Regions from separate parts of the Mus musculus genome. Here region 2 is linked to region 1. The links are chromatin loops, found by intact Hi-C in ENCODE. Cell type or tissue: left cerebral cortex. All regions are shown on one strand.

Evidence for each region. Hi-C counts contacts between places; a loop is a spot of excess contacts. Peaks named below come from ENCODE experiments on the same cell type or tissue, not always from the same donor. Only the 100,000 strongest peaks of a DNase experiment are listed, where the experiment ranks them.
Region 2: a loop joins it to region 1, with 6 times the contacts of the local background. A loop is called at or near these places in 17 of 42 quality-filtered maps.

The regions. Positions count from the first base shown.
Region 1 is chr6:5,106,966-5,114,965 of GRCm38, reverse strand. It overlaps Ppp1r9a (protein phosphatase 1, regulatory subunit 9A), which reads right to left. Exons shown (of 16, transcript NM_001363809.1): 8 at 3,913-3,966; 9 at 1,136-1,365. Among named protein-coding and RNA genes, the nearest start is that of Gm46949, 43 kb to the left of the region's middle. In left cerebral cortex, a CTCF peak has its summit at 4,361; DNase peaks (open chromatin) are centred at 4,905, 5,105, 6,563, 6,877 and 1 more place; H3K4me3 peaks cover 580 bases; H3K27ac peaks cover 531 bases.
Region 2 is chr6:4,553,807-4,561,806 of GRCm38, reverse strand. No RefSeq gene overlaps it. Among named protein-coding and RNA genes, the nearest start is that of Gm33959, 29 kb to the left of the region's middle. RefSeq lists an enhancer at 6,741-8,000. In left cerebral cortex, a CTCF peak has its summit at 3,954 (motif pointing left); a DNase peak (open chromatin) is centred at 3,962.

The sequences.
Region 1 (8,000 bases):
TGGCAACAAGTGAAAAGACATCTTTAATGATTTAATCACAAGTACGGAAAGTATATTGATTTTTCTCAGCATGCTGTGCATCCAGAGCTCATGGACACAGGAGTTATGGCACGATGACTCTGTGGGGAAGTTAATGGTGGTAGCCTCCTGTCAGCAGAAATGATTTTATATTTTTAATACTTAACAACAGATGAAAGTAGACGTATCTGAAGAGTTACTTAGAGAGAAACCAGTGGAGGGGCATAGAGACAACTGTCACACTTTCACGGGTAATACAGAAGAAGGTGACACTCGTCCATTCTGAAAGCCAACCTGGTCATTTCTTACAGCGAGATGCAGTGTTGTTAGTAGGAACTTGCAATGGTGATGTATTGAGTTCATAATAACAAAGAGCAATCATCCTCCTTCAGATGATTTCTTATGGCTATTTGTTTGAGCTATTAAAATATTACTTCTAAGACAGGAAAGAAACAAGATGATGTACATACACATTGAGCTTCTAAGGCTTGTCACAGAAAACCACAAAAGGTGCTGGTGTTTGGTCTAGTGAGTCAGGAATAATTCATGAGAATCCCTCTGGGCATGCTCAGTAACGTCAAACCCAGGAGGAGGAGAGGAAGATGCACAGCTCAGAAAAGAGCTACTGAAATTTCACAGCAGGGCATGGCAAGGGTCTGCCTTAGTGTGGTGACCTGGGGCCCTGACAGTCGTACTGAGAAACGCAGCTCGTGTGGAGGCCTTGTAAGTCAGTGTCCACACTGCCTGTAGAGGCGAGGTCTGTGGAAACTGATTTTAAGAACACAGACGAGGCCCATCCAGCCTTTTCTGCATGTAGCATGCCCAACTGTCAGCCAAGCATCCTGACTAAGCTCAGCCGCACTCCTGGCTCCTAAATCATAGAGATGCTTTCCAAAAGAACCAACAAGTCTCAATGCTATCAGACACTCAGGCGGAGTCAAACAGCAACACCCAGAATGTTCCCATGAGAAAAGTTACTCCCTTAATCCACCATGGCTGTGATCTGACAGGGACAGCCCGGCCTGTCCTTCTGCCCCCTCTGACTAGTGTAAACACCCGGGGACAAGCCTTCCTCTCCCTGTGCCTGTGCTGCCCTTAGCTCACTATGAGCACTTACTTTTGCTGGAAGTCTTTGATCAGCTTCTTTGCTTTGTTGTATTTCTTTTCCAGGGCTTGGTACTGGCTCTGAGTCTCTTTGAGATGCTCATTCACCGTATGACATAATGTCTGAGCCTCGATCCAGTAGCTCTCCAACTTCAGCATCCGTTCTTTATTCTCTTCTATATTCTGTTGCAGTTGGTTCTTTTCTAGTTCCCACCTTACTTTCTCATTTTCGGCTGCTTGAAGCTGGAGAAAACAAATGTCAAGGCAAAAATAATTTGGGCATGTCTGTAGCACCATCTCTCCACACTATTAGCTTTTTAAGATAAAACCCTATTGTTATATACAATCAGTCAGTCATCAAAACAGCTCAAGATGAGAAGAGCAACTGTTCTTTCCATATCCATAGAGGATAAAACGGAAGGCTTGAAAAGAGAAATGATTTGCTCAAGGTTACCCATCTGATAAAAGACCAAACACAAATCTGACATGAACTCCCATGAACTCTCTTTGCTAGCATGCCGTTTGAAATACTGCAAGCAGGAAATGGTGTCTAGCGCATCACTGATTAGGTCCACTAAATGTTGACACACGTTGTTTGAAAGCACGTTAAATAAAGAGTAGGACAGGAAGTTGATGATTAATTAAGAAGGGAGCGGGGGTGGGAAAGGAGCAGAAGCAAAGGCACTAATGGTGAGGAAGGGACTTAGCTTATGGGTTGTTCTCCTCAACACGTGGGCACGAGGTTCAGGCTTCTAAGAGTTACCACCTGTGTCTCGGGTGGTGACTCAGGTGCCCTTAGAGTCAGAGGGCACCTGTGCTCTCACCACTCTGCATCCTTGCAACACCTCGTGGGCACCCTAACCATTTGAGAGAGTCAGCTCCTGTTACTGTGCTTTTAACCCTTTGGGGGATGTTTCTAGGTTGTTGATTTCAACTGACATGAACACATTCTGTCACTCAGTATATCACAGGGAGTGTTAAATACATCTACAGCTTTTCAAACCTTACTTTATACTATGTATAAAAGACAGGGAAAAAATAAAGGCATTAATAGTTGTCCTGTTAATTTAAATCCCTCCAACGGATCAAAAAGACAGCTCTGTGTAGTTTCTGTCTCTGGAAGTTCTTAGAAACACAGAGTGCAGTTTTTTTTTCTGGGCCTCTTGGTTATAGAGTCCAGGAAAGAGGAAGCCGGTCCAGCGCTGCTCTTAATACAGAACTCATGACACTGAGTTTCAGATGAGGGTTTAAATTGCCCTGACAACCACGTTCTCTTCACCTTGCTACTCTGTCTACCCTTTCTACGTACAAAGCTATCAAGGTTCAAATGACATCCCCATTCTATAGAGCATTGAACAAATGGAGATACACATTCACACAAATGTACACATTTCTATGTCACAAGAATAGTTTTGTGAAAAGTATTTTACTAAATACATGTGGACAAGAGGTTACAAAGTAAAGATTAGTCCCAAACACTGAAGTGAAGAAATCTATATAACATTGATAATAATCACATGTTTTCAAGTGTTATCATATACCAACCTAAAAGGAAAATATAAAATAGTAATTTGTAGACTTTTCTAAATTAATTCTTCATAAATAAATGCCTAAGCCTGTCTATGGGAGCATTTATAAACACAGGGGCTCTTTTCCCTATTTGTAACCAACAGTTTATAAGATCTGCTTTTTAAAGTCAAAAAACAGTTTTCAGATAAAAAGGGCTTGGTTTTTTACAGCATCTTTAATGAATGCTTTATAGCAGTTGTTTAGGTACCAGCCCTGCTAGCTTTAAACTTAAAATTCACGGTGCGCCGCGGACACCATGAATGATGCTGAAATAAGCTTTGACTAGAGAGCTCCAGAGCGTATTAGTCAGGAATGCCACTTAACCAAAGTAGCCAGCTAACTCATCTCCACTTAACCAGCTAACTCATCTCCATTTAACCAGCTAACTCATCTCCATTTAACCAGCTAACTCATCTCCATTTAAAACACATGGAAAACCCAAAGCATGTATTCACTGTGAATCAGAAAACAGATCACTCGACGTAGGCAATAATTATTTTGTAATTTTAAAAAGACTATGGAAACAATACAGCATCGTTTGAAAGCAACTGAAGATATTTTTAAGTCTCTGAAAACATACATTTGATAGAAATGAACAACAATAGCTAGAACTGTATCTTGTACAAGAATTTTACAGTTTCCTTTGATGTCTCACTATTTCATAGAGATTAAAAATATTTTCTTTTATTAATATTTTTCTCTTCAACAAATTTAAATAATGTGAAGTGAGTATATCTCAAGATTTCCAGTAGCAGCTGAATCTAAATTAATTACACAATGCATAGAATGAGCTTATAACTTTACTTCTTAGACATGGGAAGTTTTTCCTAAAAAGAAATTAATGTTCCACATTAAAACAATACATTGCTTCCAGTAAATTAGCTGAAATTATTATAAGGTAAATGACAGAAAGGAGATTTGCTATACCAGCTTATATTTTAGAAATTAATACACAGATGCTTGAGCCATTAAAAATATTATTTTTAATGAAATTTCAGAGAGACTAAACAGTTTAAATCTACTTAAAACACCAAGTGCCCTGTGGCCTTCTCTGGTTATGTGCGGTTATGCTCAGTCTCAAGACAGGTCCATCGATGTACTTAATGTTGGAAATGACCATCTCATGGAAATATGCTCTCAAGTGCACGGGAGCAAATCCATTACTCCCAGAGTATCTGAAGTTTAAAGAGTACAATTCAAACACCACGGAGCGGTGCTTACCTTGGTCTTCAATTTTTGAATCTCTGCTTCTGTAACTGCATGTTTGATTTGCAACTGAAAATTGAAAAGAAAAACATCTCAACTAAGAGTGTTTCTATATTTTTAAAGACTCAGCAGCGAGAAGAATATCTTATGACACAATTAAAAAAATGCTCAGGACCCTGCTGCATTGCAGCAGGTTGTAATTACAAATGTCTAGCATGTAAAATGACTCAGTGGGTGCAAACTAATTAAACATAGGGTTTATGACTCACGGTCCCTAATATCCGATTAAGTTACCAGTTTAATTGCTAAGGGGCCAAAGAAAAGAAAACTCATTTCTTGGCCTCTGCTGCTCTGCCTTTACGATCTGAGCGTCCAGGAGCTGTTTCCTTCCTGAGGCTCGCCCACAGAATGGCTTGAGCCAGCCAGTCAACAGGCCTCGCACAGTGTGAAGAGTCATTCCCACATCGTGCAGAAAGGTGGCGCTGTGGCTCTGTGAGTCGCTCTCACATTCCGCAGAGCAGCTCTGCAGCAGAGGAAGGAGTGGGACGCAGTGGCACAGAAATCTCCGGTTTGTTTTCCGTTTGTGTTCCTTTTTAACCGCAGGAAAGGTACAGATTCAAAATTCTGCCTTCCAAAAGATCTACCTGTATAAAGACTCCAAGCCCCAAAGCATTTTCTTTACAACACAATAGTGGTCTTTGCCATTTGTTTGCTTTACTCCCCCGCCCCCACTCCCTCCCCGACCACGACTGTTTTCCTTCTAGGGGTCATTCATTTCTTTAAGGGCTAAACACCCTTGAATTTAGGGAAAACAGTTTACAGGTTCACAATTTGTTCTCTGGATGTTTTTGATGGGAAGGATGTTTTTGAAATTCCCAATTCTCCCGGTTTTATAGGTCCAAACAGCCCAGTGGAGGGTCTGGGGAGGGAGACACTTTGCAGCCAAGCCCATGAACATTTTCTGCTCTGCAGCTGAGCACAGCCACTAAGTGATGCAGGTGGCACTGTTTCTTTTGGTTATGCTGAATCCTAAATTGGTTTGCCACAAAGTTACTGAAGACCACATCCCACCATCTCACCCCCCCCCCTTTTTTTTTTGTCCAAAGTACTTCGGAGTTAGGACTGTACCGAATCTGGGTTTCTTGGTTTTATGCCACAATCTTAGTGGTCCGTCTCACTCAGATGCCATTAGCAGATACCCAAAGTGTGAGTGTGCCAGGCAAGGAAACTACACCAAGCTTTCTCAGTGAAAAATACTGGCAGAGGTCTTTTGTGCTCACCAGAAATCCTGATCCCTTAGTGAGTACAGCGATGTGGGGAAACTGAGGCTCAGAGCAAATGATCAACCTAACTGTACAAAAAAAACCAACACTAGAACTGGATTAGATCTTGGATATCTAGGTTCTGATCTTGTGCCATTTCTCTAAAAAATTAAAGATGAACTTTATAAGCATCTACTGAGGGGCTCTAGGCAAGATGCTGTAAAGATAACACCCCCCCACACACCTCTCTCAAATAAACAGCCATGATAACCTGCCACTCAAGAATAAAGCCACAAAAGAATATTCTTTAATATACAACATGGAAATGTATATACAACCACAAGGAATTATTTTCCAGAGGTATTATATTCTTAGAGAATAAAGCAAATTCATATGCCTGGATGATTTTTTTCCCATCCATTACTAACAAAAATATCTACTCTGTTGTTTAAACTAATCTGAGTGTGGGCTCTGTTTATAGCTTTCAGTAAGAACGCGCGCGCGCACACACACACACACACACACACACACACACACACGCACACGCACACGCACACGACTAACTGTAACTGAATCAAAATGTCTACGTGTGACTACCAGAAAGGGGCAGGCAGAAGCCTCGTCAGCATCACCTGCAGCACTCCACTTAGCCTGTGCAGGCGTGGAAAATATTTTGGAAGTGAAAAATATTATCTTTGCAGGGGAGTTTTAAGAGTGCTCTAGAACCAGACATTTTCTATCAGATAAGAGCAACATTATCGGCTCTCGTGGCACCAGGGCAGCCTGCCTGGAATTCACACACAACTCTGAGAAACGGTTTCTGCACTGTGTAGACTTTTTTCTATCGTTTATGCACTGGACTGAGGCCTGTTTTGTCTGCAGGGAGCTAATGGAGCTGGAGGTGTTTTTGAAGATATATGATGTTATTAAAATGTAGCAGTGGCAAATCTTTGCCATCTTTTTCTAAGCTTAATAGATGGTGCTTTGGTTTTGGTTGTTTTTTTTTTTTTTTCCAACAAAAGTGGGTTTTATTTCAGGGAACTACATATGCAAAACAAGCTGCAATTAGCTGGTGGAGTCGTAACTCAACCTGGTCAGAAGGTCCCCACCAGGGTGGTGAACTGAGCGCAGGGCAAACCTCTAACAAGGCTGCTTGGATTCTCAGAATGTGGTTATTAATGAGCAACGTGTTGGTTACATCTCTCAGACTGTGATTACAGCTCCTTTAAAAATAAGCATCTGCTTACTGCTAAAGAGGTAACAACTCACAGCTCCCCTTGTCAGTGAACCTTCCACATAGATGGCTTTATTTAGTCTCGAGTTTATTTTTCACAGACTTAAATCACACAGTTTTTAGACTTTGGCTTCCCCTAACAACAAAAGCAGATTTGTTTTCGCTGGTACTAGCAGTTCTGGCTACCAAAGCTGTGGTGGGGATACCTCAGCCCTGTAAAGAGAGGATCCACTCTGACTCAGCCTCTCTCTTCTCTACTTCCCACCCAGGAAGTCAGTCAGAACAACTTTCAATCCGAAGGGCAGAAACTAAAAAACAAAACGAACAAACAAACAAACAAAAAACCCAACAAACAAAAAGCCAAGCCAAGCCAAACTGTTCACAGGGACAGGAGCTCAAGCTATTTAGTGGCTAGGAAGATGTCTGCGTGGGTCAGAGGATTTGTTGCTAGCCTGTAAGGACCTGAGCCTGGATCTCCAGCACCCACATTAAAAACACTGAGCATAATTAGTCACCAAGCACAGACACTATTGCAATACGCCAGCAAGATTTTGCTGAAAGGACCCGATATAGCTGTCTCTTGTGAGGCTAGGCCGGGGCCTGGCAAACACAGAAGTGGATGCTCACAGTCAGCTATTGGATGGATCACAGGGCTCCCAATGGAGGAGCTAGAGAAAGTATCCAAGGAGCTAAAGGGATCTGCAACCCTATAGGCGGAACAACATTATGAACTAACCAGTACCCCGGAGCTCTTGACTCTAGCTGCATATGTATCAAAAGATGGCCTAGTCGGCCATCACTGCAAAGAGAGGCCCATTGGTCCTGCAAACTTTATATGCCTCAGTACAGGGGAACGCCAGGGCCAAGAAGTGGGAGTGGGTGGGTAGGGGAGCAGGGTGGGGGGGGAGGGTATGGGGGACTTTTGGGATAGCATTTGAAATGTAAATGAAGAAAATACCTAATAAAAATTGGAAAAAATAGAAAAGACCCCCCCTCCCCCCGCAAAAAAAAAAAAAACAAAACAAAACAAAACACCGGGCCATGCTCAGTGGCGGGCTCCCTGTGGCCCCAGGGCTCTGGCAGAGGAGGACATGAGACAGGATCCTTGTGATGTGCTGTTGACTCAGCTTCAGGGTTAGTGAGAGACCCCGTCTCAAGGGAATGGCTGGGGTGGGGGTGGGTAACAGACAGAGCAGAACACTGGATGTCCTCTGGCTTGTAAGCATGTGCATCTGTGCATACATGTGTGTATACAGCACACATACACTCACACACAAGCATGTGCATCTGCGCATACATGTGTGTATACAGCACACATACACTCACACACAAGCATGTGCATCTGCGCATACATGTGTGTATACAGCACACATACACTCACACACAAGCATGTGCATCTGCGCATACATGTGTGTATACAGCACATATACACTCACACACAAGCAAAAGAAAATCAAAACAAACACAGCTCAATGAAAAAAGGAGAGAGAAGTCTATCTCAATGTAAAGTGCCAAGTGAGATAAAGTGCCTGGAAAGGAGCGGTAGGGATTGACCAGGCAGTGAGCTCCAGGCTTCATTTGATGGTAGGACACATTCTGGCACCGCC
Region 2 (8,000 bases), 550 kb after region 1:
GAACTGCTTGCTGCTGGAGCACATTAGCCTAAGGAGGCTGGGGTGCTATCTGAGAGTCAGCTTTTTTCTGGCTTTTGCAAAAATAAAGGAAAGGTATAGAGAATCTGCCTTAAAGGTATTTACACTGTGTGTTTAAAGGTTCCAATCAGCCCACAGGGCAGTATCTTGGATGGGTGGAGAGAGGTTTCGCTAGAGAAAGTTCTAGATTCACATTCTCTGGGGAGCAGTATAAACCATCCAAGGATGTTTCTTTGCTATGTTTCTGCTTATAGACGTAACCTAGCTGCCTCCGAGTACAGCTACTTCTGGACACATGTGTGCGGGTGACCTAAGGAGATCAGCATCCTTCTCCCTGTCCTGCTAGGGGCGATAAATAGAGACTTGGCAGCCCCTGGAGGCTGCTGACACCTGCTCAGGACAGATTCCAGGCCAAAATGCTTTCTGTCTTCCTTGCATGTTCTGCACGAAGGACTCAACTTTGTTTATCCTCCATCCAAGGGGGAGATCGAATTTCACGGCCAGCTGGTTCTCTTTCAGGCGGAATTTGGCCCCTTAAATATAGCACCGTCTAAAGAAATGTTTAAGATTGTTTACTGAAGGACATAGAGCCACGTTGTCATGGCAGTTTTGCTCACCTTTCACTCGCCTAATATGAGCTAGACACATGTTTGTGGACAAATCTTGTTTTATTTTCTCCATTGTGAGCAATATGACAGTCAGGTATTTTGGTTCCATTGCCGAAATTCCTTTTGCATTTTTCAGAGAACTTTTTTTGTTTGTTTTTTGAGATTGTGAACATTAATTTAATATGTCTAAGGCCTTTGTTAACATAAAGATCTCAACTAAGCTGGGCGAGTCTTTGCCTCCCTGTGGATTTATTTATTTCCTTCTGGTGTTCTGTAGAACTTTCCACACTCAGCGCCTTCTAACTCTAACCTTTTGTGAGTAGAATTCAAAATTTAAGTTCCCAGTTTAAGAAAAAAAATCTTAAGGAATTATCTGCCAGGACCCCACTGTGACCAGCCTGATATTACACCTTCTGCATAGACTCTTCCTCTTTTGCCTGTTGTTTAAAGGAGAAAGATGCAAATGCCCTTGACTGCCTCCCATTGCTCTTCCCGAATTAAGAAATACATCCTATTATCACCCCCTCTCAAAAATCTCCCATTCTGGATTGTTTTGACATTTCCACTGCTAGTTTTCACAGTGCCCTAACCTGTCACCGTGAGCTCGAGACTCATGATTGGAGTGGACTCAGATGTGACAAACCTTCAGACTGTTTCATTAAAGCCAGTTTGCCTGGTTTCACATAAAAAAGGGAGCTGGGAAATGCTGGTCCCTGCAGATCAGAAAGCAGCCACATGAACCTAGCTAAATGAGACACCTCTGATTTCTCGGGCATGACTGAGATGGATGGCGCCCGCAGCTGTACCGAGCGCACGCATAGCGGAGATTCAAAACTGTGGAGTTCTGGAGTTATGCTGTCTGAGTTCACGACCCACACACATCCCCAGTAACTCGCTGTGTTCTTTTGAACAGGTTTTCTTACCGTTTCTAAGCCTCAGTTTCCTTCTGTGGAAAGCAGAGATAATAATAGTGTCTAGCTCACAGGATGGCTATAAGGACAGGATTGGCTCATGCTTTGGAGGGCACGGGCCAGGTCTGGCACCAGGCGAACACTGTGGAAGTTAGCTGTTAAGCCCCTCTGTTGGCTACAAGCACCAAAGTCCTTGACTCTAAACTACTAAAGCTTGTGGCATGTGGAAAGCGCATACTGACGCTCAGTCACGTGATGATTCCTTCACCACTTTACGCCTCTAGATTGCTGAATGTGGCTTCAAAGACTGGGCTGGTAGTGTTAGCACACTAAATTGATTTCTAACCAATATTTACTCAAGTTTCACTTCAATATTTAAAAAGTCAAAGAATTTGATATATATATATATATATGTATATATATATATGTATATATATATATATATATATATATATATATATATATATATATATATATTTGTTGAGACAGTCTGTCTACATAGCCTTGGGTCTGGAACTCACTATATAGACTAGGCTGGCTTCAAACAGAGATCTGCCTGCCTTTGTCTTCCAAGTGCTGGGATTAAAAGCGTGTAGGTTAAACTCCTGCCTAGGTGTTCTATAAATGAAGAAAAATATTCAACTTATGGAAGTCCTTTGTTTGGATGTTTGAGGTCATCCTGGAACTTTTCATTGTTATAACTGCACCGTTTGGCAGGAGAGCTTGGTTCTAATTCGGGGTTTAGATACACTGTGAAATGTGCAAAATGGTCAGGATAAAGCAGTGCCTGCCACTCTAGAACCCCAGTGGATGCTGTGTGAGCAAGTCTTTCTTTGAGCCTTTAGATTTCTGTTTGATGTTGAGTATCAGAGACCTGCAGGCTGAATGGAGGGACTTCCTACTCCAGTGGCCCTTACTCTTGTATGTAGGATAACTTTTTCAATTTCTCTTTTTTTTTTCAGTGTTATCATCTTTGCCATTGTTATTTGCCCGAGGAGGTTCTTTTTCTTTTTGTTTTGTTTTTGTTTTCTGTTTTTACTAAGCCTTGACTTAACTCAGCTTGAAGGTGTGCTTACCATTTTGCCAAATGTTCTATTAATTTTTTGTTGTTGTTCTGCTCTTTTAGCTTCAATAGAAATAAGAGAGACCAATGTGCTGGTTAGCCACAGGGCTAGCTGCAGAGCATTGGCTATATGGAATGGACAGAACGCCCAGGACTTCATGGAAGATTTGAGGATAATGCCCATCTTGGCCCTGCTCTCTGCCCTTTAGTCTACCTTGGTTTTGAGGTTTTCGATCAGTCAAATGATAGTCATTTAGTTCATTCCAAATGACCAGGGCAAGAAAGGCGTGGTTCTTCTCCCCACCCTCCCCAATTAATACCCTGGGTCTGTTTTATTTGTCTTAGAGACTGAGCATATAAATATATAGATCAAATTGTCTCTGATAGTGTCCTACAGTGCTGTCTTTTCATGATCTGATGCTTGGTACGATAAACTTGTGCTCTTAAAAAAAAAGAAAAGAAGCTATGAGTTTAATCTGACCTTTGTTTTTGCTTCCAAGACATATGAAAAGGGCTAATTCACACAGTCTTTCTCAAGTCTTGCCCCTGAGAGCTCTCCTTTACTCCCACTGCCTTGGACTGCAAGCCTGGCTACCTAAGGTCCTCACACATTTCCCCCACAATTCAAATGTGTGCATTGCTCACCACAGTGGTCACCCTCATCACCTTCTATACTGACTTTAAGCAACAGTTAAAATTACAGGTGATTTATTGTGAACTTTCTTTGCAATTCTATCTGAAAATATGAAAAGAGTAAGTTTAGGAGCATGAGAGATGCACAGTCTCTCTCTCTCTCCCTTTCTCCCTCTCAATATGATTACAGCATTTCTCCTATCTCTTTCCTCTCTTTAAACCATCCCACATACTTTGTTTCGTCTTCCTTTTTTTCTTTCAAATCCATGGCTGCCCTTTCTCATTGTTATTGCATCAAACACACACACACACACACACACACACACACACACACACACACATTTTACCTTATTTTGCATCTATGCATCCTTTTAACTGTGAGGTTGCCAAACTCTGTGTGCGCGCGCGTGTGCGTGTTCTTGTGCGTGTGTTTAAAGACTAAACTCTAAACTCACAACCAAAAAGATGGTTGATTTTCTGGACCCACGTTTAATGGCGGTAATTTGGTTGCCTGTTGCAGAGTGTTTCTGGTTGTGATTAGTTCTTGAGGTCTGGCCTTTGTTGTTTTTTATCGCAGCTAAAGGGCAATGACGGCAGCTGGAGTCAGACACTGGTGTCAGACACTGGGGGTCAATTTCGTCTTTGCACGAGGTGGTTCCATTGACAAGACTGTGCTGTGTATGTTGAGGTTGCCACCCGCTGGTGGAAGCAGAACACTTCCATTTTAATGAGTAACTGGGGCTGGGTGGCGGGAGGCCTTCTGTTCTTAGAGTGTGAATTTGCATGTTGAAATTCTTTCAAAGAGTGGTTTCAAACTCTACTGGAAGAATAAGGAATTTCACAGTTAGTATCTTGGCTGGAAAAAGAAAACAGTCACTCTTAGGAAACCTTTTAAAGAGTTGTGTTTACAACACCCCCACCCCACCCCTACAAACCCAGAAAGTGAAAAATAGTTGCAGAATTTAAAGGACCGCAGTGTTTTATCATTCTTTGCTACTGAGCTCTAAGATGAAAGCGGTTACTACTTCCTCTCTGCCTTTGTTTTTTGTGTATGCTTGCACTACCTTACCAGGTATGTGTGTCTAGAAATCTAAATGTAAGACTTTAATAACGATGCTTTATGGTGTGTAAGAAAAAAGCCCACCACTTTAAATCACAGCCACATTAAAGGGGACAGGTAGAAAAGGAAGAAAGTTCAGGGAGTGAGCTGCAGTTTTCGTCACTCCACTGGCACAAATCAAAATTCGATTGCACGCAGGAGAATTTATGATGTGATAGAGACCCCGTGTCAGCCTAGGGGCAAAGGTACCTGCTTACCTCACGTCACATCCAAACACTTTCCAGATGTGACGAGTTGCACATTATACAAGTAGAAATGTACACATGAATGTGTAATCAAGGCAAAAAAGCCAAGCAAAATATAAAAGAAAACTTCCTCATGTGAACGTCACCCATGAAATAAATAAGAAAATACCCTTTGCAGGCCCAGTGCCGAGAAGGAAAGCACATCTCTGCAAAAGGCCTGCTAGCATTTGAAAAGCACATTTTACCTCACAGCCAAACTAGGGTGTATAACTTTACACACACACACACACACACACACACACACACACACACACCACAAAATCTATAAATGTGACTAAGACCTTAAATAGTTCCTTATACTAAGGGTTGTGGAAAAAAAAACTTCCATATTTTAGAATGTTGCTGCAATTGAAAATTTTCCTTAATGATTATTTTCTTCATTGTTTATTTTGTAATTGTTTTGCTATTGATAAACAAAAATGTATGATATATATTAATAATCATCTTTTGGGTGATATTTAATGACATGAAAATTGTCCATGACACTAGTAAAATGTCTGAAAAATACACCACAGCATACACAGTTGACTTACATTTTGATAAAGAAAGAACCCTTATCTACTATACACACACACACACACACACACACACACACACACACACACATATATATAGTTTTAGAGATTGGAGGGGCATGTGCAGAGATTTTATTTGTGATTTCTGTAGTGTAAACACAGAGCAGTTTTCTTCACTCATTTCTAACTTTTTACTTCAAAACAGTAACATTCGTAGATATAGCAAGATTGTGTATTAAATACCTGCAGACAGAGCACTGTGTTAGTTATATCTTAGTTCAGCTGTTAAAACATAGTACTACCCAATAGCATATGGATAACTCTCATCTGCTTTCTCTATAAAGGAAAATGGTGGAAAGCCTAGTGTTCTATCTTCTTTGTAGAATACTCCAGACATGTGAGTACCTATCCTAGTGGCATTTAGCACAGTAACCAACAGATACTGTGGACCGCTTCCCACATGCAAGAGTGGTGGAAGGTGATGGAATGCTTTGGATATCGGTACTTGTCGAGATATGTGAGTCTCCAATGAGGAACAAACACGATGTTCAAGGAGCCACTGCTTTGTGTGACATCCTGTTGCTTTGCCGTCACAAGATGGCAGTTTCTTGAGAAGGAAAAGCTTGTGAAAATAAACAAGGAGACAACCTCACATGCGAGAGTCTCTGATTAACAGCCCGTGCTTTAGCGGTAATTTATTGATTACGTGAGCTGTTAAATAGTCCACCCACAACACAGATATGACTGCAGAATTAATAGAAACAAAAATTAATTTTTCTCAACCAACTCCAGAACTAAATTAAATAATGCCTTTGACTTGAGGGAGCCAGCGTTTTCTGATAAAAGCTTTCAAATATCTGGCATGTTAGACGTGTGGCCAAGAACATGAAAGATGATGTTAGACAAAGAATGACATCGTCTCAATCATTTTTTAATAAAGGAAACCCTACAGTTCACTGTCCAGCTGCACCCTGCTTGGCTTGGCTAGTGGGCAACACTAATATGTATTCAGAGATACGGAGATGCGGCTGAGCGATATGAAGACTTCTGTCCAGATGAGCCGAGTGACAGCTGGCTGCGCAGCCTTCCCTGCCTTCCCTGAGAGGCTTACTCACTGTCTCTAACCAAAGCAGCTAATTTTTAAATACTAATGCATAGCACAGAGCTCAAGAACACATGGGAATATTCACCCCTGAGGCATGTCAGGAGTTGATTATGATAAAAATTGCTTAATTATTTATTAGTGGTTGCTTTATAAATTACTCTGGTCTGGCTGGAGGGTGTAAACTCCGAGGTGAGGAAGAAGACCTTGGGGGGCAGTTAATAGGCAGGGGATTTGGTGCTACTGAAGGTTAATTTTGGTTTGTTTGTTTTGTTTTATCATTTGGAAGCCTTTGAGACGACCCTGTATATGTCCTGGAAACAAATATTCTAAAGGGGGTTTGAAAGATCAGATTTGTGTTTTCTCTGGATGGGACTTTCGGGAATGAAAAAACAAAGTCCTTATAGACATCAAAGCCTGAATGACAAGTTGAACATGACCTGTGGCCTGGGGGCAGGGAGAGAAGCCACCAAATATTTACCACAAAGCAGGTAGGAGAAACAGGAGAAATTTGGATTTGATAAGATATAAGGGCCAGAGGAAAGGAAAATATTGAATTTTCTGCTTCATAGAATCCCATAGTGCAGCCAGCAAACCCTTTAACTGATAACGAAATCACTGATGTCAATTAGATGGGGGGAGACCTAAGTAGCACATTGACCACTTTCACGGTGGATACACATTGTGTCCCCCAGAAATTTCCTAAGAGCAGAGTGTATAGACAAACACATGATAAACGCTGATGATGAAAAGACAGACATAGAAAAAGGCTGTGTCCCACGTCATCACAAAAGGCAGGGAAAACAGAGGAATCTTTTAGTGGTGCACATATCAGGGGCCAGGACAAAGACAGAAACAATTAGGCTGCATTAATTGTATCTGTCCTGTTGCAGTGGGTGAGAATTTCCTCGCCCCTCTAGTGAGCTCTGTTATAATGAAATTCTCCGTTCACCTCACTTGTTCATTCATTAGAATAAGTTTTATTTTTTCCCCATTACAGAGTAAATATGCAATAAGATCAAATAAATTTTGATGATTGCCAACAGATGGTGAGGGGATCTTTAGCTTTCTGGTTCTTTCCGGCTGTTCTTTCTCTTTAATTACCTTCCCCTCACTTCCTAATCCCTTCCATGTAATTCTACACCAAGATTTGCTCTAAGAGTCTCTATTAATTTTCCACAACCTCCACAGCTTTCTCATAAGATATTCTTTCTTTGTAGCTGTGTTGCTAATGGCTCAAAACAGCCTAGTTTCTACAGAAGCTTTCAATCCTACTTGAACCACATCTTTGCTCAATTTATTAATTCAGTTTAATGCCGATAATTTACAGTGCACTCTTACAATTTAATCTTCATTGCACATCTGACACAATGGCTCAGCCACTAGTAATTTTGCATAATCAAGGAGGAATTTTAACTGACCTCATTTAAATCCTCATACGAGGCGTTTACTCTTTCCCATTGTGGAATCGGACCTGCCAGAGTGACATTTGTATTTCAGTAAGACATGTCCACTTACATGAATGCGTCCGTGCATCTTTTATGAATGGGAGAGAAGGTACTGGGGTGATGAGTGTCTTAATGGTATTTCAGGGAAGCACCTAAACAGTAGGGATTTATGGAAGCCTAGAAAGTCCCCCTGAAGCAATTCTTTATAGACCTCACTGCTCTATTTACATAATACATACCTAGATAGAATTTTTTTAGTCTTAACAAGAACCACTTAATGTTCAGAACCGTGTTCAGAGATTTTCCTGTTTTCCGCTCAGTTTTCTCTAAAGTTCTG